Linked DNA regions of Homo sapiens: regions 2, 3, 4 and 5 are each linked to region 1. Evidence: chromatin contacts called from ENCODE Hi-C or POLR2A ChIA-PET data. All regions are on one chromosome and are shown on one strand. The core of a region is the stretch at or near the end of the contact, and the rest is flanking DNA. Distances in the headings are between cores, read along the strand shown.

Region 1 (4,898 bases), core at 1,831-4,330:
GTGCGTGCCACCATGCCCGGCTAATTTTTTGTAGAAACGGGGTTTCACAATGTTAGCCAGGCTGGTCTCGAACTTTTGACCTCAGGTGATCCGCCTGCCTCAGCCTCCCAAAATGCTGGAATTACAAGCGTAAGCCACCACAACCGGCCCTGTATATTTCTATATACATAAATGTATGCTTTATATATGTATGTATATCTTAAAATACATACATATATGCATATATACACATATATAATATAAACAATTACAAAATGCCAACTTCGGATGATGATTCAAAAAACTAAAAATGTAAATAATTATGCTAAAGTGGCATATAAAAATAAATGAAATATCTCTGAGTCAAAGAAATCTGAACACTGACTAGATACTTCTTAGGTGTGGTAATAATATCGTAGTATCTATTTTTGGAAAGCTCTTGTTTGTTAGATATGCACACTAAAATCTTTGTGGTTCAAATAATATGATATCTTGGATTTTCTTCCAAATAATCCTGTGAGAGGAAAAATGGGTAGCTGTATGAATAAAACAAGATTGGCCATGACTTGAAAATACAGGTTGAACATCTCTAACCTGAAAATCTGAAATGCTCCCAATTCCAAAATATTTGAGCACTGACATGATGCCACTAGATGAAAATTCCACACCTGACCTCATATGATGAGCTGCAGTAAAACCTTTGCTTCATGCACGAAATTATTTTAAAATGCTGTATAAAATTACCTTCAGACTATGTGTGTAAGGTATATATGAAATATAACTGAATTTCATGTTTAGACTTGGGTCCCTCCCCCAAGATATCTCATTATGTGTATGCGAATATTCCAAAATCCAAAATGAATCTGAAATTCAAAACGCTTCTGGTCCCAAGCATTTCAGACGAGAGATATTCAAACTGTAGTTGAAGTAAGGTGATGGGTTCATTATACCATCCTTTCTACGGTTGTATAGGTTTGAAAATTTCTAAATAAGACAGTTTAAAAAGTCGCAAATAAAAACCTAAGGAGGAGGGGTGTGTTAGGTGACTTGATCAGTTAGTGACCTTAAAGCTAACCCTAGATGCCAAGTCTACCTCCTTAGTGTTCTCAGGGCTCTGAATCAACTTATTAATAAAGGGAGAAATATGAACATCAGTAATGTAACAGGGCACAAGGCCTCAGCTGAGTGGTTTCTCAAAAAATTATTAAATTGGTCAGGCATGGTGGCTCACGCCTGTAATCCCAGCACTTTGGGAGGCCGAGGTGGGTGGATCACAAGGTCAGGAGTTCGAGACTAGCCTGGCCAATACAGTAAAACCCCGTATCTACTAAAAATACAAAAATTAGCTGGGCGTGGTGGTGTGTGCCTGTAGTCCCAGCTGCTCAGGAGGCTGGGGCAGGAGAATCGCTTGAATCCAGGAGACAGAAGTTGCAGTGAGCCGAGATTGTGCCACTGCACTCCAGTCTGGGCAACAGAGCGAGACTCCGTCTCAAAAAAAAAAAAATTATTAAATTGATTTGAATGCAAGGTACAAATTTTTTTTTTTTTTGATACAGTGTCTCACTCTGTCACCTAGGCTGGAGTGCAGTGGCAGGATCATGGCTCACTGCAGCCTTGACCTCCCAGGCCCAAAGGATTCTCTCACCTCAGCCACCCGAGTAGCTGGGACCGAGTAGCTGGGACCACAGGCGACGCCCGGCTAATTTTTTTTTTTTTGTAGAGGCGGGGTTTTGCCATGTTTTCTATGCAGGCTGGTTTCGAACTCTTGAGCTCAAGCAATCTGCCGGCCTTAGCCTCCCGAAGTGCTGGGATTGCTGAGAATTAATATGTATGCACTGATGATCCTCTCAACAATCCAAAGCAGTAAAACTATTACTTCTGTTTGTGAGTGTGGAAACCGAATTTAGGTAACCAGACAGCTCAAGGAATAGGGCTGCTTTGAATGACGATTATCTTCTAGGCAATTTGCAGCAACGTCAAAGGGCAGGGCCAGTAACAGGGTGGGGTGAGGTCTCAAAAAATTCAGTAATCAAAATGAATAACATTAATGCAATATTTTTTAAAAAATTAAATCAATAATCTACAGCTCATGAGGTAAATAATATGCCCGCTTTTGTAAATAAAGTTTATTGGAAACAGGGATGGAATTAGGGTGAGGTGATTGAGGCAAGGTCGTGCAAATGACTGGTCGGATCTCGTCTTTGTTTAAACGTCTGATATTTTGTTCAATATCAAATCATAAAAAGTTTTTGCATTAATTTTGGTTTTTTAAAAATATTGCATTAAAATATGAGTTTGATTGAGGGTTTTGGCGCCCCTTTAAATTTTGCTCCTAAGGCGGGAGTGCCTTGCCCGAATCCGGCCCAGAAAGGACACAGCTCTGGAAACATCTGTTTTCTATGCCCAATTTCGCCAGGGAGCTGCCAGCCACCAGCCAGGAGCCCCAGCGGTGACTTCCCCACTCGGGGCCCGGTCGGAAAACGCAAAGGGCCTGCGCGCGATGACCTCCAGGGCCCCTCCCAGGCCCAGTGTGGAACTCCCTAACACCCTCGCTCGCCCTCTCTCTGCGGAGAATCCCCCCGCACCGCTGCGGCCGGGTTCGGCTAGAGCCTCCCGGCTTTCAGAGCACCCTGAGGGGAGGAGCTTCCGCGACAGGAAACGCGCCAAAGGGGAGGGCTGGCGGCAGGAACCGGCTGAAGAGGGGCTGGGCTGCCGGCAGTGCGCGCCGCAGAGACCTGGAGCTCTCCGGCCACGGAGCCCGAAGCGCGGGAAGCCCGGCGGCGGGACGGGATGCCCGGTCGGAACCCATCCCGGCCGAGTCTCGAGGCCGCGGGAGCCGGCGCGGCGAACGCCGGGAGCCGCAGTCCTCCCGCCCGGGCGCCTCGGGTCAGCGGGGTCTACCCCGGCCCCACCTAACCTCTCGGTGCCCGGCCTTCTAAGCCCCCGTGGGGGGCGTGTGCATAAACTCACCTCAGAACCCACCTCGCCTGTCATGACTTCTGCCTCCCCTGCGCTCCACTAGGGACGGAGCTGTCTCTGATTCCCTCAGCCGGAGAGCAGCGGCTCCCGCCGTCTCCAGCCCAGCAGTGCTGTTCTTGCTTTCCCGCCCAGCCAGAGTGGAGGTCCCACCCAGATGGTTTGCACCAATCCAGAGGGGGCTTTCCAGCGAGTCCCCGCCCCCTTCCGACCCACCAATCACGCAGCGCCTCTGGCCGCCCAATCTCCTATTACCCAGGCTGAGTTGGCGGGTCGCAGCTGCTGGTAGCGGAGCCTGGGGGAGCTGGAGGTGCACGGGGGCGGGGCAGTCGGTACCAGGCGAGCCGTGGTCTTTGACCTTTGACACTTGCCAAAGCATCGAGTGCGATTGGAGGGGTGAGTCTTTCGGGGGGAAGTGAGCTGGGAAACGGTTCCTGGGCACCTGGGAGTGTCCTGTACCTGAACTTTTTAGAGGAATTCCAAGGTTCCCGTGGGGATTTTCTCCACTGACTTCATTTCTGGAGCAGCTAGATCCTGTGTGCCTCTTGTACATGACACTTACCACTGAATATATATATATATATATATATATATATATATATATATATATACACACACACACACATATGTACACACATATATACATACACATATATACACATACACATGTATGTGTATACACACACACTTTTTTTTTTTTTGAGATGGAGTCTCCCTCTGTTAGCCAGGATGAAATGCAGTGGCGCGATCTCGGCTCACTGCAACCTCCGCCTCCCGGGTTCAAGCGATTCTCGTGCCTCAGCCTCCTGAGTAGCTAGGATTACAGGCACCCGCCACCAACCCCTGGCTAATTTTTGTATTTTTAGTAGAGACGGGGTTTCACCATGTTGGCCAGGCTGGTCTCGAACTCCTGATCTCAAATGATCCTCGCCTCGGCCTCCCAAAGTGCTGGGAGGCCTCATACCCCTCACAGGCGTGAGCCACTGTGCCCGGCCCACTTTTATTTTTTAAAGAGGGCCGGGCTCCATGGCTCACGCTTGTAATCTCAACGCTTTGGGAGGCCGAGGTGGGAGGATGGCTTGAGTCCAGGAGTTTGAGGTTAGAGTGAGTTATGATCGCACCACTGCACTTCAGCGTAGGCGATAGAGGGAGACCTTGTCTCTAAAGAAAAAAGTTTTGTGGGCTGCTCAGATACCAAAGAATATGGTTGGATAATCTTTATAATTCTCTGTAGAGTTAATTTGAGGATGTAGAAAGCACTCATCACTCCTAGAGGGCATTCTACCTTTAAACAAGGCTGGAAAAAGAATTGAAGCTCTGAAATCAGGTTTATCCCAGACACAGTTCTTTTTTTTTTTTTTTTTTTTTTGTTGAGACAGAGTCTCTCCCTGTCACCATGGCTGGGTGCAATGGCGTGATCTCGGCTCACTGCAACCTCCGCCTCCCGGGTTCAAGCGATTCTCCTGCCTCAGCCTCCTGAGTAGCTAGGATTATAGGCATGTGCCACCACGCTCAGATAATTTTTTGTAACTTTAGTAGAGACAAGATTTCACCATTTTGGCCAGGCTGATCTTGAACTCCTGACCTCGTGATCCGCCCGTCTCAGCCTCCCAAAGTGCTGGGATTACAGGTGTGAGTCACCGCACCTGGCCTATCCCAGACAATTCTAATCCCAGTTTTGCCACTGTGCTGGCCATTATTTTTTGCCTCTCCAGGTCAATTCTCTGTCCTTCCTTTACCCTGGTGTGTGTCAAGGCAAGGCTGACCTCTCTAGACTGTATTATCCCAGCTCCCTTGCCCTTCTGGTTGGGTCAGGCCCCTGTAAAGACACCTTATAAGGTTACTGTAAGGAGATGAGAGGCCACCAGGAAAGAAAGGTCAGAGTATTTATTGCTCACTTCACCCTCCATGGTCATATCCACTGCCAGTGTGGCCAGCTTGGC
Region 2 (4,956 bases), core at 432-2,931, 780 kb before region 1:
AGAGAAAAAAGAAGGGTGGCAACAGTAAGGGGGAACAGCCAGGTCTTTCCATAATCCTCCCCCAGAAGACCCCATTTTCTCAGGCCAGTTGGCCCCCTTACCCATCATGAGCAGAATCAAGAACAAGTTACTGATCTCTTGCAGCATCGGTGGGCCCATGACCAGCAGCAACCCAGCCAGCAGTTCCAGAAAGCCCACAGCTATTTGGTAGTTCAGGGGATCTGGCTGGTAGCCAAATACCTTCAGCGGGAACACCTCAGCAAACTGCACGAACAGGGCATTCTAGGGGTGGCAAGGAATGCCTGTTAGCCTCATTGTTCAACAAGGATGAGCTCCCCAGATGCTCCATGGCATATCTATGCCTGTGCCCTCAACTTCCCAGAGAAAAGAACTACTACTCTAGGTCAGGTCCAGGGCTGAGGTCAGCCTGAAGAGGAGAGGGCTGCCCTGTGGCGCTGAGCTTTGGAATCAGGAAACAGGCTCCATGCTCCAAGTGGTACAGAGATTGATCTTCTCACTAGACCTCTCAAGAGATTACAACCCAGCCCCAAATCCCAGGAGGAGGGGGCTGGGCTTGGCTCCCTAGTGCCAAGGCCTGGGGAATTCCACAGTTTCCTTCTTTGTGTCTGGCCTGGTTTCTCTTAAGGCTGCTGTACAGGGAATATTTGGAGGTGAGGCAGAGTTAGGTGGGCTCAAAGTGACTCTTCTTGTCAAGGCAGGCCCTCCCCTGAGCCAAATGACAACTTCATCCTTACTTTCGGGGATACTTTTTCCTGTTCCCACTCCTCAGCTCTACCTCCCCTCCTCAGCTCTGCTGGGAAGCAGCTCTAAGCTGTCTGTCTCTGGGGATTTATCCAGGCCTTGGAGAGAGATGCCAGCAGAGGTCTACAAGTCTGGCTCTTTTGAGGGACTGGGGAGATTGGTGAACAGGATATGAAAGCTTTCCCATGAGTCTGGAACTAGACAGAAGGCTGAAAGACGACTTCAGGGCATCCCTCTCAGGCTTCCGAGAGAGGCTTCCCTCTCTGGGTTCCGAGTTAGGAGTGTCTAGCTTGTGTCCTGCTTCCTGACTAGATGTGCAATCTTTAGCAGATATACTTGCCCTTCAGGGCGGGCTTCCTTCCCTGCAAAGCCAGGATTACTACACCCCAACCCCACGAACCTCCCAAAAACTGAAGCAAACGGCGAAAAGAGGGAAGAGAGCGGGAAGTGAGCTCATTTTCCCACCGCATCATCCTCCCCCAGGGTCCGGGGGGGTGGGAGGGACCTCCTAAGGCTCTAGATTTGCCTGGGGCCACCAATATTCTGCAGGAAGGGGAGGTTCTGTCCCCTTCCGTCTAGGGAAGATCCAGAGAACTCGAGGAACTCCCCAGGCAGGACCTGCGCCTCAGTCGAAAGCCAGGCGCTTTCCCCCAGCTCCAGCTGAGCCTCGGAAGCCCGAAGGCGGCCTGCCGGGCCGGGGGCGAGGAGCGGCAGGGCGGAGCACACGCCGCCGCGGGCCCGATCCCCTGCCGCCCGCCCGCGCCGCTCACCATCCGCTCCGAAACTGGAGCCGAGATCTCCTCCGAGAGCTTGGCCAACCCCACGAGCGCGAAGAAGCCGCCCAGCAGTACACGCAGCACCGAAAGCAGGAGCGCCATGGCCGCGCTCCCCCCACCGTGGGTTGGCCCCGCCGAAAACCCGCCCCTGCCGCCGGCTCATTTCCTCCCTCCCCGGGGCAGCCGGAAGACTCTCGCCTGAGCTACCGTCCCCCACCCTCCAGGGGGTCGCGAGGCTGCAGTACTGGGGCAGGGCGCCCCCATCTTACAGGTGGGGACACTTGAGGACCACTGGCTGGTAACTGACTAAACAGGCACCTTTGGATTCAGGGAGTGTTTCCCAGCCAATACGGAGTGCTGGCAGACACGGGTGGGTGTCTGGGTGCGGTTCAGCTACCATCAAAAGACCCCGGGCTTCGTTCCTGCCTGTGCCACACTAGCTGTGGGATCTGAGCTGTCACCCACCCCAAAGGGCCTCAGTATCTGCATCTGTATATGGGGATAACTCAGTTCTCCAGAGTTTGTAACAGGCCTAGCACAGTGCCTGCACATGTAAGAGCTCAGAAAGTTATTTGTAAATTAGTAAATTAATTTATAAAATTGTAATAAATCAATAACCATTAATTATTAAATAAGTCTCTTTGCCTGAGATATCTTTTCCCTCTAATTTATCTCGGCTGACAATGAAATGTGAAAGGTGTTTGAAAATTCAGATACTTGCATGGATAGAGAGGCTTTCACTGAACCAAGCCCTACAGTCCACTCCTGGCCCATTTGCTCTTACCTGGAAATCTGTCTAAAGCTGGGATGGGCAAACCATGGGCCAAATTTGGCCAGATGTCTGATTTTTTTCCATGCTTCTCCCCTTCCCCCAAGCTAATAATGTTTGTTTACATTTTTTATGATAAAAACATTTTTTAAAGAAGCTTGTGTGACATAGGAAAATTATATGAAATTCATATTTCAGTGTTCATGAATAAGTTTTATTTAAAAACAGCCACACTTATCTGCATATTGTCTATGGCTGCTTTTGCACTGCAACTGCAGAATTGAGTAGTTGTGACAGTATGGCCTGCAAAGCTGAAAATATTTACTATCTGGCTCTTTATTTAAAAAGTTTGCTAAGCCCTGGTATATTGGGCCAGAAAGGCCCCAAGCAGGGGTCTCAAATCCCCCTGCTGCTTCCATTTATAGTTACCCAAGCTGCTTAGATCTATCTTTTTCCAGCTGGGCACGTTGGCTCACACTTGTAATCCCAGCACTTTGGGAGGCCGAGGCAGGTGGATCACTTGAGGTCAGGAGATAGAGACCAGCCTGACCAATATGGTGAAACCCCGTCTCTACTAAAAAAAATACAATAGACGGGCATGGTGGCACATGCCTGTAACCCCAGCTACTTGGAAGGCTGAGGCAGGAGAATTGTTTGAACCTAGGAGGCAGAGGTTCCAGTGAGCCAAGATCACGCCATTGCACTCCAGCCTGGGCAACAAGAGCAAAACTCCATCTCAAAAAAAAGATCTATCTTTTCCACCTACTCACAACCTTGCAGGGGTAAGTAGCTGGTTGGCTAGAAGACTGAAATGTTCCACTTGCTTCTAAAGGCCAAGCTGTTTCAACATCCAGGTTGTGCTGTTACATTATAAACTGGGCTTCTCATTACCTGCAGTCTTTGTCACTAGTCCAAATTTAATGAAATAACTAAATTTTCTACCCTAGATTATAATTATACATAATTATTTATAACAATCATAATTATTAAATTCCTCAACAAAAAGGGAAAAATTATTAAAACATTTAATCACTGAAAACACAAATCCACATTAGGAAATTATCTTTTAGGATACTTATACAAAACTTAACACAGGATTATTGACTTCACTGTTAAGCAATGTGCATATTGCTACTCTTTCTCCTTCACTAATTTTTCTATCCTTGGAATTAAAGATGTGACTGCAAGTCTTAGGGCAGGGCCAGAACCCAACAGATTTTTTTGTTTTGACTCAGTCAAAGCTGAAAAGGCAGCATCACATAAATAAACAGTTGAAAAGGGTAATAAAAATTTCATTGCCCTTTCATGGAGTTCTGGGTAACTTGTCTTTGCATTTATCCAAAACTGAGTTACAGACACTGATTTAAATAGTGCTTGTAATCCTAAATCTGAAGATAGCTCTGTTAGCTTTTCTTCTTCGAAGTCGGTGAGATTATTATTTTGGTGATTCATAAAAGGGTGAATTATCCACAAATTTCCTGAACGCAAGTCTTGTTCTGGTGGAAAACAGTCACTGAACACTTGAGAAAGTCCTTCCAGGTGCTCAAAAATAATCCTTGTGATGTCTGTCATATTTAAGCCTGATGAATTTGAGAATTCAGAAAATGAAGGGAACATGTCATAATCATTCTCTTGTGTGCGCTTCAACCACATTTTTAACTTTCTCTTAAATACATCAATTTTATTACACAAATTGAAGAAAGTAGTCAAAGTTCCTTGGAGACTTAAATTTAATTCATTTATAAGTGAAAATATATCTGATAAGTAGGCCAGCTTTCCAACCCATTCCTCATCATGAAAATACTTGGCCAAATCTGAATGCTTTTGACTTAAAAATATTTCAATCTCATGTCGTAATTCAAATAATCTTTTTAACATTCTCCCTCTTGATATCCAACGTACTTCAGCATGAAGCGGTAAACTCACATGCTCAGATCCCATCTCTTCACACAAAATTGTTAACATACGTGAATTTAATGCATTGCTCTTTATAAAACTTAAAATTTGTGCTGACTGCAAAAGAATTTTATGTAAACATGGAGACAACTTTTCTGCCACTAAACGTTCACGGTGAATAAAACAATGTGTAAATGCCGCTGTATTCATGGCAACTTCTTGAATTTTTGCTTTTAAACCAGAATACCTGCCAGTCATGCTTGCAGCCCCATCGGTACAGAGACCAACACAATGTTTCCAATTCAGAGATTTACTATCAATATATTTATTTATTAGTTCAAATATTTCAAAGCCAGTTATTTGAGTAGGCATTTCAATGCAAAATAATAATTCTTCTTTTACATCACGACAATCATAATCAATGAAACGAATATAGCACAAAAGAAGTGTGATATTTGAGATTTCTGATGACTCATCTATCTGAAGGGCAAACCACTTTGACTCTCTGACCTTTTGAATCAGCTGGTCTTCAATGTCTGCAGATAGTTCATCAATCCTGTGTTGAATTGTAACATTAGAAAGTGGAATAGTTTTCATTTTGTCTCCAGCACTTGAACCCAAAACTTCTGAACACATTTCTACTAAATATGGTTTAATTAATTCTTCAGCAATGGAGAATGGCTTCTTGCTTGCAGCAGTTTGGAAAGCAATTAAATAAGAAGCTTTCACAAGTGACTTTTCAACTAGTAAACA
Region 3 (4,674 bases), core at 1,424-3,923, 690 kb before region 1:
CACTTGAGGTCAGGAGTTCAAGACTGGACTGGCCAACATGGCGAAACCCCATCTCTACTAAAAATACAAAATTAGCTGGGCATGATGGGGCACTCCGGTAGTCCCAGCTACTTGAGAGGCTGCAGCAGGAGAATCGCTTGAACCCAGGAGGCAGAGGTTGCAGTGAGCCACCAAGATCACGCCATTGCACTCCAGCCAGGGTGACAAGAGCAAAACTCTGTCTCAAAAAAAAAAAAAAAGAAAAGAAAAGAAAAAGAATGAATCAAGCTTCCTATCTCCCAGAGCTCTCCTCCTATTCCTTAGGACTTAATCTTTCAGCCAGTATAAACTATTGAGACTTCAGGGCAAGAAAGACGCATGAAACTTGTGACCTACATCTACTGCTTGAAATATTGGGCCAAATTTTCAGATCTATCACTGGGGGTGGTTGGAATATCACATCTCAAAATTATCACACATCCTTACAATTTTTTATGATATCATGAATCCTACCATTTTTTCAACTCAACTCCCAAGGAAGTTAGTAATGACGATGAAACCACCATTGCAAGATTATGACTGAGACCATGAAGGAGATCTAACCTAATGGACTCCATCTTGGTTCTAACTTTAAACTGTCCTTGTTCCTTCCTGGGCATAGGCTAAACTAACTTTGGGAGGAATTTAGTTTATAGTTTAAAACAAAGACAATAACAGCCCTTTCCCAAAACAAACCTCCTCCTTGCCTGGGGACTAGACTGCCTTTATAAGATTAACAAATTAGCCACAAGATTAGAAATTATGGTTTAGGAGTCATGCAGCTGGAGGCCAAGATTCTGACCCTCCCTAAACTGCTCCTGAGACCAGTGCTTGAGATATTTTGCAGACCCTGCACTTGATGGATCAGCTGGTACCACCCAGATAGATAAACAGGCTCATCTGATCTTGTGGCCCCCACCAGGGAACTAACTCAGCGCATGAGGACAGACAGCTTCAACTTCCCATTATTTCATCTCCTACCTAACCAATCAGCGCTTCTGGCTCACTGGCTTCCCCCCACCCACCAGTTGTCCTTAAAAACTCTGATTCCCAAATGCTCGAGGAGACTGATTTAAATAATAATAAAATTTCAGTCTCCCGCACAGCTGGCTCTGCGTGAATTACTCTTTCTCTATTGCAATTCCCCGTCTTGATAAATGGACTGTGTTTAGGTAGCGGGCAAGGTGAACCCACGGGGCATTTACAATGACATCACTTGCCTTTGGATGCCCACTGAACCAGGACTCATTTCTGGGTTCCAATCTAATCCCAGTCACTGAGTTGCTGTGTAACTTGGGGCAAATTACCTTTATCCTCTTGCCTTCAGCTTTTCCTTTGGTAGGAAGGGAGCATTAGAGGAGAGATCATTTCAGTAAGGTCCTTTCTAATCCTAACAGTCTAAACAGATTATTATGAATATTAGAAGGTAATAATAAATGTTGGAGAAATTAACTTCAGTTACTCGTATAATATTTCAAATTACCAAAGGGTTTATATTAGATTTGAGGCTAATTCCAAAGGATATTTAAGGACCATAGCAGCAAGGATTAGGAGGCCCTTTTGGTCTGGACCTCACCTTCACAAGGGCCTCAAATTTAGATTTTTGAGAATATCTCCTTTAAAAGTAATTGTCAAATATGATTATAATAAGTTCATCATTCAACCTTATATATATATTTTAGAATCCTCTTATGCCTTTAGGAATAGCACAGTTAGTTCGTCCTATACTTTTTTAGGTGTTGAAAGTATTGTCAAAAAACATTTAAAATATGCCATTATTTTTGACATGCAGTTTGGGGTTATTTTAATTTTTTTTTTTTTTTTTTTTTTTTTTTTTGAGACGCAGTCTCTCTCTGTCGCTCAGGCTGAAGTGCAGTGGTACAATCTCAGCTCACTGCAACCTCTGCCTCCTGGCTTCAAGCGATTCTCCTGCCTCAGACTCCCAAGTAGCTGGGATTACAGGCGCCCGCCTCCATGCCCGGCTAATTTCTGTATTTTTAATAGAGACGGGGTTTCACCATGTTGGTCAGGATGGTCTTGAATTCCTGAACTCAAGCAGTCCACCCGCCTCGGCCTCCCAAAGTGCTGGAATTATAGGTGTGACCCACCACACCCAGCCTGGGGTCATTTTAATTTTAACGTACTAATGAAAGAAGTCTGAACTCCCTCCCTACCTCTGAGGATAATTTCCTTTTACTAGGAATTTACTCTGCAACTGGCACTTTGCTAACATTGCCTGTCATATTTTTTTTTTTTGAGTCCAGCTTCTGCAGAAGCCTGCCTAATGTTTACAAACCTACGATGCAGCCACTACAATTATCCCCATTTCAAGGTCGAAGAAATGGAGATTTATAGAAGTTGTCAAATCGCTTACTAGCACACAGCTAATAAGTAGTAAAGCCATCTCTCAAATCCAGGAAATCTAACTGCCCTGCCTGAGCTCTGAGTCAAGGGTCCTACTTTGGCTGCCAGCCAGCGACGACTTCAAGGGTAAGATCCTATGCGGGCCGTAAGGACTCTTCCCCTCCCCCTCTCCCACTTCTTCTATCCCAAAGTCGCTCTTCCCAATTCAGGGAGCTGGGACCACCCTGAGCCAGCGGCCCTGCGCATGCTCAACCGCAGAGCACGACGGGAGAGGGGCGGGGTCGGCGGGGCCGTTTCGCTTCGAAGATTGTTTCAGAAGCGTTGGGCGGGGCGTCCCTGAGAGAAATTAGTAAGCCTCCTCATGCGGCTCTGGTTTCGGTCTTTACTCCTGCGCCTTACTCGAAAGGGGCAGGGTTTCTGCTGTCGGTCGGAGGGAGGATGACGCGCCGGGTCGGGGTTTTAGAGACGGAGCTTTGAGTGCGGATTCCGCCAGATGGGGGTCGGGAACTCCGGGCCAGGCCCTGACGTGGATTGTGTTTGCCGCCTCCTTTAACCTTGCCCTCATAGACTGGGGGGGTTAGTGCTCCCCGCTTCCAGCGATTCTCGCCGCCTCCTGCTCCTGTGTAGTAACTGGGCCTTCAGACTTTAGTCTCGCTCCGCAGCCTCCGTTTCAGAAGCCCCATCACACCTGTATCTCTCCTTCATTGAGCAGTGATTTTTCAAAAGTTTGACTCCTGGCCGGGCGTGGTGCCTCAAGCCTGTAATCCCGACACTTTGGGAGGCCCAGGCGGGCGGATCTCTTGAGGTCAGAAGTTCGAGACCAGCCTGGCCAACATGGCAAAACCCCGTCTCTACTAAAAGTACAAAAATTAGCTGGGCTTGGTGGCAGGCGCCTGTAATCTCAGCTACTCAGGAGGCTGAGGCAGGAGAATCGCTTGAACCGGGAGGCAGAGGTTGCATTTAGTCGAGATCGTGCCACTGCACTCCAGAGCGAGACCCCGTCTCAAAAAAAAAAATGAAATGTTTGCTGAACCCCAAAAGCACAGTTTGAACGCTGCTGATTTACAAGATTAATTTTAAGGTATTTGGTATCAGGGACCTTCCTGACATGACCCATGTCTACTTTTCAAACTTTCCAGTTCCTTCTACTAGCACTCTTGCACTTGTACTTTATCTGCAACAACAGTCCCACTCCTTCTAGTTCCCATATATTTGTGCTTCTTTTTTTTTTTTTTTTTTTGGAGACTGGGTCTCGCTCTTTGGCCCAGGCTGAGTGCAGTGACACGATCACGGCTCACAAGCAGCCTCAGCCTTCCGAGCTTAAGCGATCCTCCCACCTCAGGTTCCAGAGTAGCTGGAACAACAGGTGCTCCCCACTACGCCCAGCTAATTTTTGTATTTTTTGTAGAGACAGGTTATCTTCATGTTGCCTAGGCTGGTCTCGAACTCCTGAATCGAAGCAATCCACCTGCTTGGGCCTCTCAAAGTGCTGGGATTACAGGCTTGAGCCACTGTGCCCGGCTATTTGTGGTTTTGTACATGCTGTCTCTATACCAGGAATATCCGCCATCATTGGTTGGTAGACACTTTAAAACCCAGCTCAAATTTCACCTCCCAGAAGACTGACCGTCTTCTTTTTTCATTTCTTCTCAGTACCTTGTATATACTTACTGGTTGGGACATCCTACTCATCAGTGTAACCCGGTACCAAGGCACTTCGGAAATGATGGCTCTTCATTGCCTGCAGAATTAACCATGGACATTTTAGTTTGGTTTGAAAAACATATAGCCTTCTGCCTCCAGCCTTCCCATCAGGCTAGTAAAAGACCTTGCAGAACTCAGTTGAATAAAATAATTTTTTTTTTTTGAGACAGCATTTCACTCTTGTCTCCCAGACTGGAGTGCAGTAGCGCGATCTCAGCTCACTGCAACCTCCACCTCCAGTTCAAGTGATTCTCCTGCCTCAGCCTCCCAAGTAGCTGGGATTACACCACACCTGGCTAATTTTTGTTTAGTAGAGACAGGGTTTCACCATGTTGGCCAGGCTGGTCTAGAACTCCGACCTCAGCTGATCCACCCTCTCAAAGTGCTGGGATTGCAGACAGGAGCCACCGTGCCCGGCCGAATAAAATAAATCTTAGCAAAGTGTAATGTATAAAGAAGTGGTATAATGCGAAGAAATAAGGGATAGGAGTATATCTGCTTCCAGACTCTGTTTTGTTTTTGCTTGTGTCCATACCACACTATCTTAATTTACTGTAGCTTTATAAGCCCTTCCAACATTTTTTTTTT
Region 4 (4,983 bases), core at 451-2,950, 740 kb before region 1:
CATGGCCAAACCCCGTCTCTACCAAAAATACAAAAAAATAGTTGAGCATGTTGGTGTGTGCCCTGTGGTCCCAGCTACACAGGAGGCTGAGGTGGGAAGATCACTTGAGCCTGGGAGGTGGAGGCTGCAGTGAGCTAAGGAGATCGCACCACTGCACTACACCCTCAGCGACAGCGAGAGCCTGTCTCAGTTTGGGTTATTTTAAACTTACAAACCAGAAGCCGTTTAACTAAAATTTTTCAGTTGACCAGATGGAAAAGAAGGAATTTTTTTAAATTTTTAAATGAAGATGAAATGCTTACTTGAGCATTGTCTGGTTCTTCTTTAATTTTGTCCAGAAGCTCCTGCTGTGGTACCACTGCTTTGCCACATTCACCATCCAAAGGTTCTTTCATTCTAATTTTTTACCTCAAAGAGTGTCTCAGGCTCAAACGAATAGATTTCTTCTTGGTAATGGATAGTTGGACACCTAAAATACATACTCAGGCTTATTCTTTTTTCTTCAGGCTTATCTATATGAAAGAAAAACTTTGTGTTGAGTGCATGAGGCTTCACGGCTCGGCATTTGAAAAACAACTCTTCTGGGGCCACAACTAACTTTTTTCTTTCTTCCTGCTTTCTGTTCCTTCAGTAGCTACATAAGAAAACAGTTTTGGGGCAACAGCTCCCACTTCTCTAATATCTTTAAAGACACACAACACACTCTGGTTTTTTCCTATGTTGAAGGTTATTGAAGGGAATTAGACCAGCAGACCAAGACGTGGGAGGAAGTAATAAACTCTGAGAAGAACGGACTCAAGAAATAGTTTCTGACCCCATAAGAATCAGTACTTAGAGGCCCACGTCGGCTTTTATTTCTCAAAGAGGGGCACAACAACCTCCCGGCCCTGACCTATAACTCAACCTTCACTGGAAGCCTCCCTAAGGGCCCCATTTCTCGGCCTAACGCTAGATGTGAGCTCAAGATGCCATCCATCGCAGGCGAACAACAGGAACGCCCTTACTGAAAGTGAGTCACCTGCCTCTTTCAAGGTCTCCGTGTGAGGGGTGGGGGGCATCAAGCCCCTCAGAGCCCCGCTTCACAATCGCCTTCCTGTAGAAAAGAAACTCAATTGGCCATTCAGTAAATTCCCTTCCCCTAAAAGTCAAAGAACTAAACGGGACGAATTAAACCTAAAACAAAAAGCTCTTCAAAGTTGTCTTTATCCGAATAGTCCGGGATGGAAACGGACAACTGGTTGAAAAGCCTGTTCCAAAGAAGAAATGAGAACTTTTGCGCACTCGCCACAAAATATCTACGGGCGCTCATCCCTCCTCTGAGAACCGCACGCTTTCCGAAATTCTCCTTCCCACCAAGAATTCCCACTCCCATCATTGAGGACTAACGAGGCAATGTGGTCTCCGACTGAGAGCGGTGGACTAGCCAGTGAATGTCAACGCGTCCCTAAGGCGATATCCGCAGCCGCCCCAGCCGCGTAGCCCACCTGGCACCGCCCCCGCCGCAACGCCTCGTCACGTGGTGTGGCCTCCGCCCCGCCGTCCCGCCCACTACCACTGCGGCCGCACCCACCTTCTGTCGCCTCCCTGCTACCGGAGGAGCACTGGAATAGGAACCAAGTCCTCTGCATCTAGACAGGGATTATTTTCTCTTCTGGAATTCCGCCTGATCCATCCCAACGCAACGACCGGCCAACCACGCCTGCGCAGCCTTGGTCTCCGCCCTCTTTTCCCGTCAGGCTCCGGACCTGAGCTGAGTAGAACTTCCCAGCATTCCTCTTTCCTCAATTATGGTTCACTTCTTAAAGAGACCGAGGCTCAATAGTGAAAAGGTGGAGATGGCGTTAGAAGGCGCTGTAAGTGCTCTATAGCATTCTTTTTTTTTTTTTTTTTTTTTTTTTTTTTTTTTTTTTTTTTTGGAGACAGAGTATCACTGTGTTGCCCAGGCTGGGGTGCAGTGGCACAATCTCGGCTAACTGCAACCTCCGCCTCCTGGGTTGAAGCGATTCTCCTGCCTCAGCCTCCCGAGTAGCTGGGCTTACAGGCACGTGCCACCACACCTAGCTAATCTGTAGCATCCTTTAGTGCCCATTTCCTGAAAGGTGGCCTACTGAGAGAGCATGATATTAAATAATACTTGGCTTGCTGAGCACTTCACATGCACCATCCCACTTAATCCTCACCATTTAACCCTAAGAGGTATAATTTTTTAATCTCTTGAGATATAAATGAAAAAACTTGCTCAAAATTGAGATTTGGTTTTTTTAATTCAACATTGTTTCACAGATACGTGTATGATTTGTGACTGTTCATTCATTTTGACTGCTGTATAGTATTCTATTTTATGAATATGATACAATTTTAATCATCTACTACTGATGGACATTTGAGTTGTTTCCAATTTGTGGCTATTAGGAATAATGCTTCTGTGAACATTCTTGTCATTGGTGATGTTAAAAGACAAAATTACAACAAATTTAATTTAAATATCTCAATTAGCTTTATTTGTGATTCTAGAATCTGGCAGCACTTCATTCCATAAAATAGAACAAGTGTTCCAATGAGCTGAGCAGAAGAGGTAGGTTTTATAGACAGAGAAGGGCTGGAGAAAGCAGAAGTAAAGAACAAAAAACAGATTGGTTCATTTCAAAGTAACTTTCCAAAAAATAAATAAATAAGTTAATTTCCTTGTAAAGCAGAACCAAGAAACAAAACAATAGAGAAATAACTGATTGGTTAACATCAGGTAACTTCAGTTTATCTTTTTTTGGTAACGATTAAAGCAGAAGAAATTTCATTATTATGCTAATTGAAACTGGCACTCAGGGGAAATTAGACTCTTATTATCTCTTTTTCCTGACTTTTCAGAACTTCAAATAACAACGTAGTTTCCATTTGATGACATGGAACCTCAGTGTGAGTGACTCCATTTTGATTTTTAGTCTGGTTCATTGAGACCTACTGCAGGAGCTTAGCCCGAAACAATGGCCTACAAGTTTTATTTAACAGTGATACATATGCACACATTTCTGTTGGGTTCATACCTAAAAGTGAAATTGCTTGTTATGTATATGTAAAATTTAGGTAGATAATCTCAGGCAATTTTAGAAAATGGTGGTTTCAGTTTATACTCCCTTCAGCCATGTATGAGAGTTTCAGTTTCCCAACATCCTTGCCAATAATTACTGCTGCATATCTTTTTAATTATAACCATTCTGATGGGGGCATAGTGGTATCTCACTGTGGTTTTAATTTGCATTTCCCAGATTATTAATGAGGATGAGCCCATTTTCTTGTTCCTTGGGTATCTGGATATCCCCCATAAGTGCCTGTTCAAGTCTCTTGCTCATTTTTGTATTGGATTGACATTTTCTTATGGGCATATATTTTAGATATGAATCCTGCTATGGTTTGAATGTATGTGTCCCTTCAAAATTCATATATTGGAACTTAAACATTAAGGCGATGGTATAAGAAGTGGAGCCTTTGGGAGGGGTTAGGCTATGAGGACTCCATCCTCATGAATGGGATTCATGCCCTTACAAAAGAGGGCATTCATGCCCTTCACAAAGATTCATTCCTTTTGCCCTTTTAACCCCTCACTGTATGATAACAATGTTCCTCCCAGCAAGAGGACAACAACAAAGTTTCATCTTGGAATTAGAGAGTAATTCCAAGACAACAAATCTGCCAGTGCCTTGATCTTGGACTTGCCAACCTCCAGAACTGTGAGAAATAAATTTCTACTATTTATAAATTACACAGTCTGTGGCATTTTCTTTTGGCAATCAGGAATACACTAAGATAAGTCTTTTTTGAATATACACTAGCCCCCCTCATCCACGGTTTTGCTTTCTGAAGTCGTAGTTACCCACACTCAACCACGGTCTGAAAATATTAAATGGAAAATTCCAGTAACAAATAATTCATAAGTTTTAAACAACTTTCATTAAAGTCTATTGTTATAATTGTTCTATTGTTAGTTGTTAGTCTCTTTCTGTGCCTGATTTATAAATTAAACTTTATCATAGGTATGTATGTATAGGAAAAAACATAGCATATATAGGGTTTGATACTACTGGAGGTTTCAGGCATCTGTGGAACATCTTCGAACATATCCTCATGGATAAGGGAGGGACTACTGTATATATTGCAAATATCTTCTCCCACTCGGTAGCTTGCCTTTTCACTCTGTTATTGGTGTCTTTTGATGAACTTAAAAGACCTTTGTGGCCGGGTACAGTGGCTCATGCCTATAATAGCAGCACTTTGGGAGGCTGAGGCGGGCGGAACTCTTGAGGCCAGGGGTTTGAGACCAGCCTGGCCAACATGAGGAAACCCTGTCTCTACTAAAAATACAAAAATTAGCTGGGCATGGTGGGCACCTGTAATCCTAGCTACTAGGGAGGCTGAGGCAGGGGAATCACTTGAACCCCAGAGGCAGGGGTTGCAGTGAGCCAAGATCGCACCACTGCACTGCAGCCTGGGTGGCAGAGCAAGACTCTGCCTCAGGAAAAAAAAAAAAAATTAGCCGGGTATGGTGGTGTGCACTTATAGTCCCAGCTGCTCGGGAGGCTGAAGCAGGAGAATCACGTGAACCAGGAAGCGAAGGTTGCAATGAGCTGAGGTCATGCCACTGCACTCCAGCCTGGGTGACAGAGCAAGACTCCATCCAAAAAACAAACAAACAACAACAACAAAAAAACCCTTTGTGCTTAGTGCTTATTGTATTCTCTTAAGAAATATTTTCCTACCAAATGAAGAAAATTTCTAGAAGTGTTATTAGTCTTTCACATTTAGTTTTATAATCCATCTGTGGTTGGGTTATGTGTATAGTGTAAGGTAAGTCAGATTTCAACCTTTCCATGTGAATTTTGCATGGATTAAGCACTATTTTTTAAAAAGACTGTCCTTTTCCCCACTGTTCTGCATTGACACCTTTGTCATGTATCAGTTGTCTATATATGTGTGGGTTTATTTCAGGAC
Region 5 (4,699 bases), core at 2,200-4,699, 620 kb after region 1:
GGCCAACCCATGTATACTTTAAAGTACTATTTTTTTCTCAGCAGTCCTACTTCTATTTTTAAAAATAGTTCTTTTAAAGAGCCAAACTGAATCATCTGCATGGCTCCCATACAGACTGGGTAAACTCCCCTTAGATTTTCTTTTCAGAAAGAATAAAATAAAACTCTGTGATCTTGTGATCCCTCAGGACACTTCTGACAGCTCAATGGGACATAGTTCTAGTTGCCATGAATTGCTGCAACTAATTCCTAAAAGTTCTTTCCTGTAGCCTGTAATAAGAGCTAACATTTACTACTCAGTGTCTGTTAAGTACTCATCCTGTAACATCTTACTTACTCCTCACAACTGCCCTATTACGAAGGTACTCTTATTGTCCCCATTTTACAGATGAGAAAGCTGTGGTGGAGAGAATAAGTAATCCCTAGTGACCAGCAGGGATAGAAGTAGAACACAGATCTGTCTGATGGCAGAGCCAAATAAGCTTTTTTTTTGAGACAGAGTTTCGCTCTTGTTGCCCAGGCTGGAGTGCAATGATGCAATTTTGGTTCACCGCAACCTCCGCCTCCCAGGTTCAAGAGATTCTCCTGTCTCAGCCTCCTGAGTAGCTGGGATTACAAGCATGCACCACCACGTCCGGCTAATTTTGTATTTTTAGTAGAGAAGGGGTTTCTCCATGTTAGACTGGTCTTGAACTCCTGACCTCAGGTGATCTGCCCACTTCGGCCTCCTAAAGTGCTGGGATTACAGGCGTGAGCCATCATACCCGGCCTCAAATAACCTCTTAACTATTACAATCTACTGCCTTCCCCAAAGGTCAGATTAAAAGCACAAGTTAGCAAACACAGCACCCTTTACAACTGGCCTTCTGAGAGGGCAGTCTTATCTCTCCAGCTGCTCAAGCAACCTACAATCCCAGGAAGAGAGGGGCACATGTGCCAGGCACTTCTGCGCCAGGCAGAGAAGCCCAGGCCAATGCAGGAGCTTGCCATCTGGCACTGGTTGCACATGGTGCTTCCTCAGCAAAGATCCATCGCCCCAGCACCAACTCTCCTCTCTCAGAAGCCTAGGTTTGTCTCCGAAGAGTTCTCCAGCCCTTCAGTCGCTCCTGTCCTCCTCCTTCCCTCCTCTACTGGGACTCCAGTGAAATCTTTCTAAAATATGTAACCAATCATGTCATTCCTCTGCTTCAGACCTTTTCACTTGCTCCCGGCTGCCCTGGGCATGATATCTCAAATTGCTAATATGGCATTCTTTCATGAACCTATACTGCTTCACTTGCACCATATCAACTTCCATACCACTAGATTGAACAATCTGAGATTTCTGGAATAAACTATGAGTTTATTTGTCTATCTCGCTCTCAAAGTATTCATTCTCACCTGGCTAAGCCTCCCCTCCTCTCCTTTTAGACTCAGCTCCAGCATCACTTCTGCCAAGCCTTTTCATGGCACACTCCCGTCCCCACCCCACCCCCAAGGCTGAGCTCACAGCTTTCTCCCTTTCTCCACTGGGCTCCCACAGTACTCTCTTGCTGCTGCTATTAGCTTCTTCTTCTTCTTTTTTTTTTTTTTTTGAGACAGAGTCTCACTCTGTTACTCAGGCTGGAGTGCACTGGCTTGATCTCGGCTCACTGCAACCTCTGCCTCATAGGTTCAAGCAATTCTCCTGCCTCAGCCTCCCGAGTAGCTGGGATTACAGGCCTGTGCCACCATGCCCAGCTAATTTTTCTATTTTCAGTAGAGATGGGGTTTCACCATGTTAGCCAGGCTGGTCTCGAACTCCTGACCTCAGGTGATCCGCCCGCCTCGGCTTCCCAAAGTGTTGGGATTACAGGCATGAGCCACGGCGCCCAGCCACTACTAGCTTCTTTAGACCACATTTCAACCATTTGTTTACAGGTCAATTTCCCTTAATTAGACTGTATGCTCCTTGAAATAAAAATAGATAACATTTATTGAATTCTTATTACGTGGCAAACATGGTTGTATGTTTTACATGTTAACTTTTTACTCTTCATAATATCTCTCTCTGTTATCATCCTTGTTTTATAGACGAAGACACTGAGGCACAGGGAGACTAAGCAATGTGCCCAGGTACACACAGCTGGAAAGTTGCTGAGCCAGAATTTGAACTCAGGAAGTCTGGCTCCAAAGCCTACTCTTAACCACTATGCTGTCTAGCACTTGCCTCTAGGCAAGGACTCTTGTTGTGGTCATGTGAGAAATGAATGAATGAATGAATGAGGACTGTCTAGATTAACCCAACCAACAACTTGCACAGCACGGCCATTAGGAAGCACTAAAGGAGCTCACAGGCACTGTTTACAAACAAGATTATTTTGGCCCTACAATTACACATTCTGCTCTTCCTTATCTCACGCAAAACTACTCAAAGAGGGAAAGGCGCCCAGCCCAGTATGCCTACCCTCTTCCCCACTGGTTCTCAAAACCAAAGCAAAGCCAACCGGTTTCCTCCAGTGACTTAAAACAGAGCAAAGTCTATCCTGCCACACAGAGGGCGGCTGTCATCTCTTCCTTCCGCTAACAAAAGGGCTTCAAACCTGGGGATTGGGGTGGGCAGAAAACTCGGCATCAGGAATCCGAATGTCCCTACCTAACTGGCTGGAAGGCGGGGCCAAGTGGCGTGGGAATGGGCGGGCCTGACCGGCTCGGCAGGTGAAACACTGACCACAGCAAGCTCTCCTTGGAAAAGGCCGGCCAAACGTGGCCTTGGCAAGCAGGTAGCTGTGACTCGTACCTGAACGCCGCCCGGGATATGAAAATTCCCCAGCAGCGGTAGCGCCCGTGCCAGAGTGAGGGCTCTTGGAGGAAGCCCTGGCTGGCCCTCCCTGGGGACTCGTTCTAACTATCAAGTCACCCTCGGGATTAGGAGGGAAACACGGAGAGGCAGAAGGTGTCTTTTTGGAAAGATCTGGCTGGATTCACACGCCGGTTGCTTCACTCACTGGCTGGGTGACTCTAGGCAAAGCTGGCAGTGCCCACTTCCCAGAGCTGCGGCGGGGACTGAAGCTCCCGCGGCCTCCCGGTACCCGGCGCGAGGCAGCCCTCGCCCCTGCCGCCGGGGAAGGGCAGAGCCCCAGCGGAGGAGGGGGCATTCGCCGGGGCCATTTCTGCTGCACTCAGATGGCTTCAGGCTGTCACTCCGATTCCACCGCCGCGGCCGCCGGGGCCCGCCCCGCCTACCCGCAACCCCCACCCGGCTCCCCGCTCCTGGACCCCTGCCCTCACCTTCGCCGGGTGGTCAGAGCTATTCGCCCATAGTCCGTAGCCCAGAGCCGGGGCTGCTCGGCTCTCCCTCCCGGGGGGCCGGGGCCGGGCTGGAGGCGTGCGAGCCTCTCACCGCCGCCTCCCAGCGCAGCCACCCGAGCCGCCGCCGCCGCCGCCGCCGCCTCCCTCCATGGCTGCGGCGCCGCCACCTGACAACGGAAGTGACGCACCGCCCCCCTCCTCCCCAGCCTTAGCCGCGGCCCCGCCCCCCCGGGCCCCGCCCTCCGCCTGCGTCTCCAGCCCCACGGCTTTCGGATTGGGGCGCCATCTTGACGATGGGCGGAAGACTTCAGGCAAGAGGCCAGAGTCCGATTGAGGATTGGTTCAGGGTGGGGTCTGGGCGAAACCTGTTACACGATTGGAGGCCGAGGCTCTAATGGGGCGGTACTTACTGCTGATCTATATCTGCGGCGAGGCTGGGACGGAGGCACCGCCCCGCCCGACCCCACAGAACCTCGCGGGCCCTACACTCCCCCTGCCGAGGTTGAAGTCCCCAGCGGTTGGAAGATCGGCCAATTGTAGTGTATTTATCAGAAAAGTGACTCATCCTTGATCCTCATTTCCCGGTTTGTGGAACTCTGTGAGGAAAGCCCTGCAGTTAGGCTCAATAAAAGACAGAAATTCCTGTCGCAGCGCTCATAATTCATTTCCCTCTAGGTCTGTCGCCTTTGTAGAAACCCCGAGGATGGCAACCTTCAACCTGGAGATCCCTGAAGCCTTGACCAGGGAGGTTTACAGTGAAGCGTTCCTATTAGCGACTACAGCTATCTAACCTCAGTTCCTCCTGCTGCAGTTTCGGTCCCTTTCTCCTCCTCCTCCAGCAACCACGCCCTCCATGAATCAGCTTCTTGCACCAGCAGATGAGCCCTTTAAAGGGATTGCATCAGGCAAGTGACTCACTGGGGCCCTCTAAGAGCCTGGCTTCCCTCCCTTGGCATGCAGAAGCAGCTAGAAGGGCTCAGTGGCAGCAGCACCAGCGGCCGTAGCCCCACTCCCTTGTCCCAGAGGTGTGAGTCAGGGTGTTTGCTGCTTATGATGTCTAACTCTTGGCTGTCTTTCCAGCTGTCCCCTGGGTCACTCTATATCCATGTGTGGGCACACGTGTCTAAGCTTGTGTGCACTGCTGGGTTTTCCTAGGGTGTGTGGCCACTTGTGTGTATGTGCATTTGTCATCTCCACATAGGCAGTGCCAGGACACAAGAGCTGATATGAGTGAAGTCTGGCTGCCTCTACCTGTGTCCTTTGTCTCTGAATGCCTGGTGCCCACTGAGCTGCTGATAGGGCTGACTAACAAGAGTAATCAGGACAGCTCCCACCGTTGTGCCACACTCTGCATGGAGCACTTGAGACAGTATTAGGTAGGAGGCTGTTTACAGCTGAGGAAGCCAGTGCTCAGAGAAGGAAATTAATGT

What was found. A loop is a pair of places that touch in the nucleus more often than their neighbours do. ChIA-PET counts read pairs that join two places held with the same protein, here RNA polymerase II (POLR2A). Pooled maps may share reads with other maps.
Region 2: a pooled map shows a loop between it and region 1 (9-fold over the local background). The contact joins the promoter of TMEM35B here to the promoter of CLSPN in region 1. A Hi-C loop is called at or near these places in 1 of 37 single-sample maps with no recorded cell type and 6 of 50 pooled maps. POLR2A ChIA-PET finds 5 or more read pairs at or near these places in 1 of 52 experiments (activated CD4-positive, alpha-beta memory T cell).
Region 3: a pooled map shows a loop between it and region 1 (6-fold over the local background). The contact joins the promoter of ZMYM1 here to the promoter of CLSPN in region 1. A Hi-C loop is called at or near these places in 6 of 50 pooled maps. POLR2A ChIA-PET finds 5 or more read pairs at or near these places in 5 of 52 experiments (T-cell, WTC11, activated CD4-positive, alpha-beta T cell and 1 more).
Region 4: a loop to region 1 is called in a pooled map, with 13 times the contacts of the local background. The contact joins the promoter of ZMYM6 here to the promoter of CLSPN in region 1. A Hi-C loop is called at or near these places in 1 of 37 single-sample maps with no recorded cell type and 11 of 50 pooled maps. POLR2A ChIA-PET finds 5 or more read pairs at or near these places in 6 of 52 experiments (BJ, GM12878, PC-9 and 3 more).
Region 5: a loop to region 1 is called in a pooled map, with 6 times the contacts of the local background. The contact joins the promoter of STK40 here to the promoter of CLSPN in region 1. A Hi-C loop is called at or near these places in 1 of 37 single-sample maps with no recorded cell type and 7 of 50 pooled maps. POLR2A ChIA-PET finds 5 or more read pairs at or near these places in 2 of 52 experiments (HEK293 and activated CD4-positive, alpha-beta T cell).

Annotation. Positions count from the first base shown.
Region 1 is chr1:35,766,898-35,771,795 of GRCh38, forward strand. CLSPN (claspin) reads right to left here and starts at 3,081. Exons shown (of 25, transcript NM_022111.4): 1 at 2,950-3,081. The coding sequence starts at 2,973. It overlaps CLSPN-DT (CLSPN divergent transcript), which reads left to right and starts at 3,198. Exons shown (of 3, transcript NR_199050.1): 1 at 3,198-3,351. RefSeq lists a silencer at 2,694-2,923.
Region 2 is chr1:34,983,666-34,988,621 of GRCh38, forward strand. TMEM35B (transmembrane protein 35B) reads right to left here and starts at 1,682. Exons shown (of 3, transcript NM_001195156.2): 1 at 1,533-1,682; 2 at 102-282. The coding sequence starts at 1,640. It overlaps ZMYM6 (zinc finger MYM-type containing 6), which reads right to left. Exons shown (of 16, transcript NM_007167.4): 16 at 2,500-4,956. The coding sequence ends at 3,439. RefSeq lists silencers at 1,241-1,310, 1,371-1,660.
Region 3 is chr1:35,076,712-35,081,385 of GRCh38, forward strand. ZMYM1 (zinc finger MYM-type containing 1) reads left to right here and starts at 2,674. Exons shown (of 10, transcript NM_024772.5): 1 at 2,674-2,731. RefSeq lists an enhancer at 2,581-3,099.
Region 4 is chr1:35,030,245-35,035,227 of GRCh38, forward strand. ZMYM6 (zinc finger MYM-type containing 6) reads right to left here and starts at 1,701. Exons shown (of 16, transcript NM_007167.4): 1 at 1,571-1,701; 2 at 303-469. The coding sequence starts at 395. LOC124903990 (a long non-coding RNA gene) reads left to right here and starts at 2,476. Exons shown (of 2, transcript XR_007065739.1): 1 at 2,476-2,913. RefSeq lists enhancers at 1,003-1,529, 1,530-2,054, 1,711-1,890 and a silencer at 1,421-1,540.
Region 5 is chr1:36,382,475-36,387,173 of GRCh38, forward strand. STK40 (serine/threonine kinase 40) reads right to left here and starts at 3,450. Exons shown (of 11, transcript NM_001282547.2): 1 at 3,249-3,450. It overlaps LOC124904012 (a long non-coding RNA gene), which reads left to right and starts at 3,717. Exons shown (of 2, transcript XR_007065779.1): 1 at 3,717-3,853; 2 at 3,945-4,699. RefSeq lists silencers at 2,608-2,657, 2,958-3,027, 3,178-3,557 and enhancers at 3,764-4,699, 3,788-3,897, 3,928-4,297.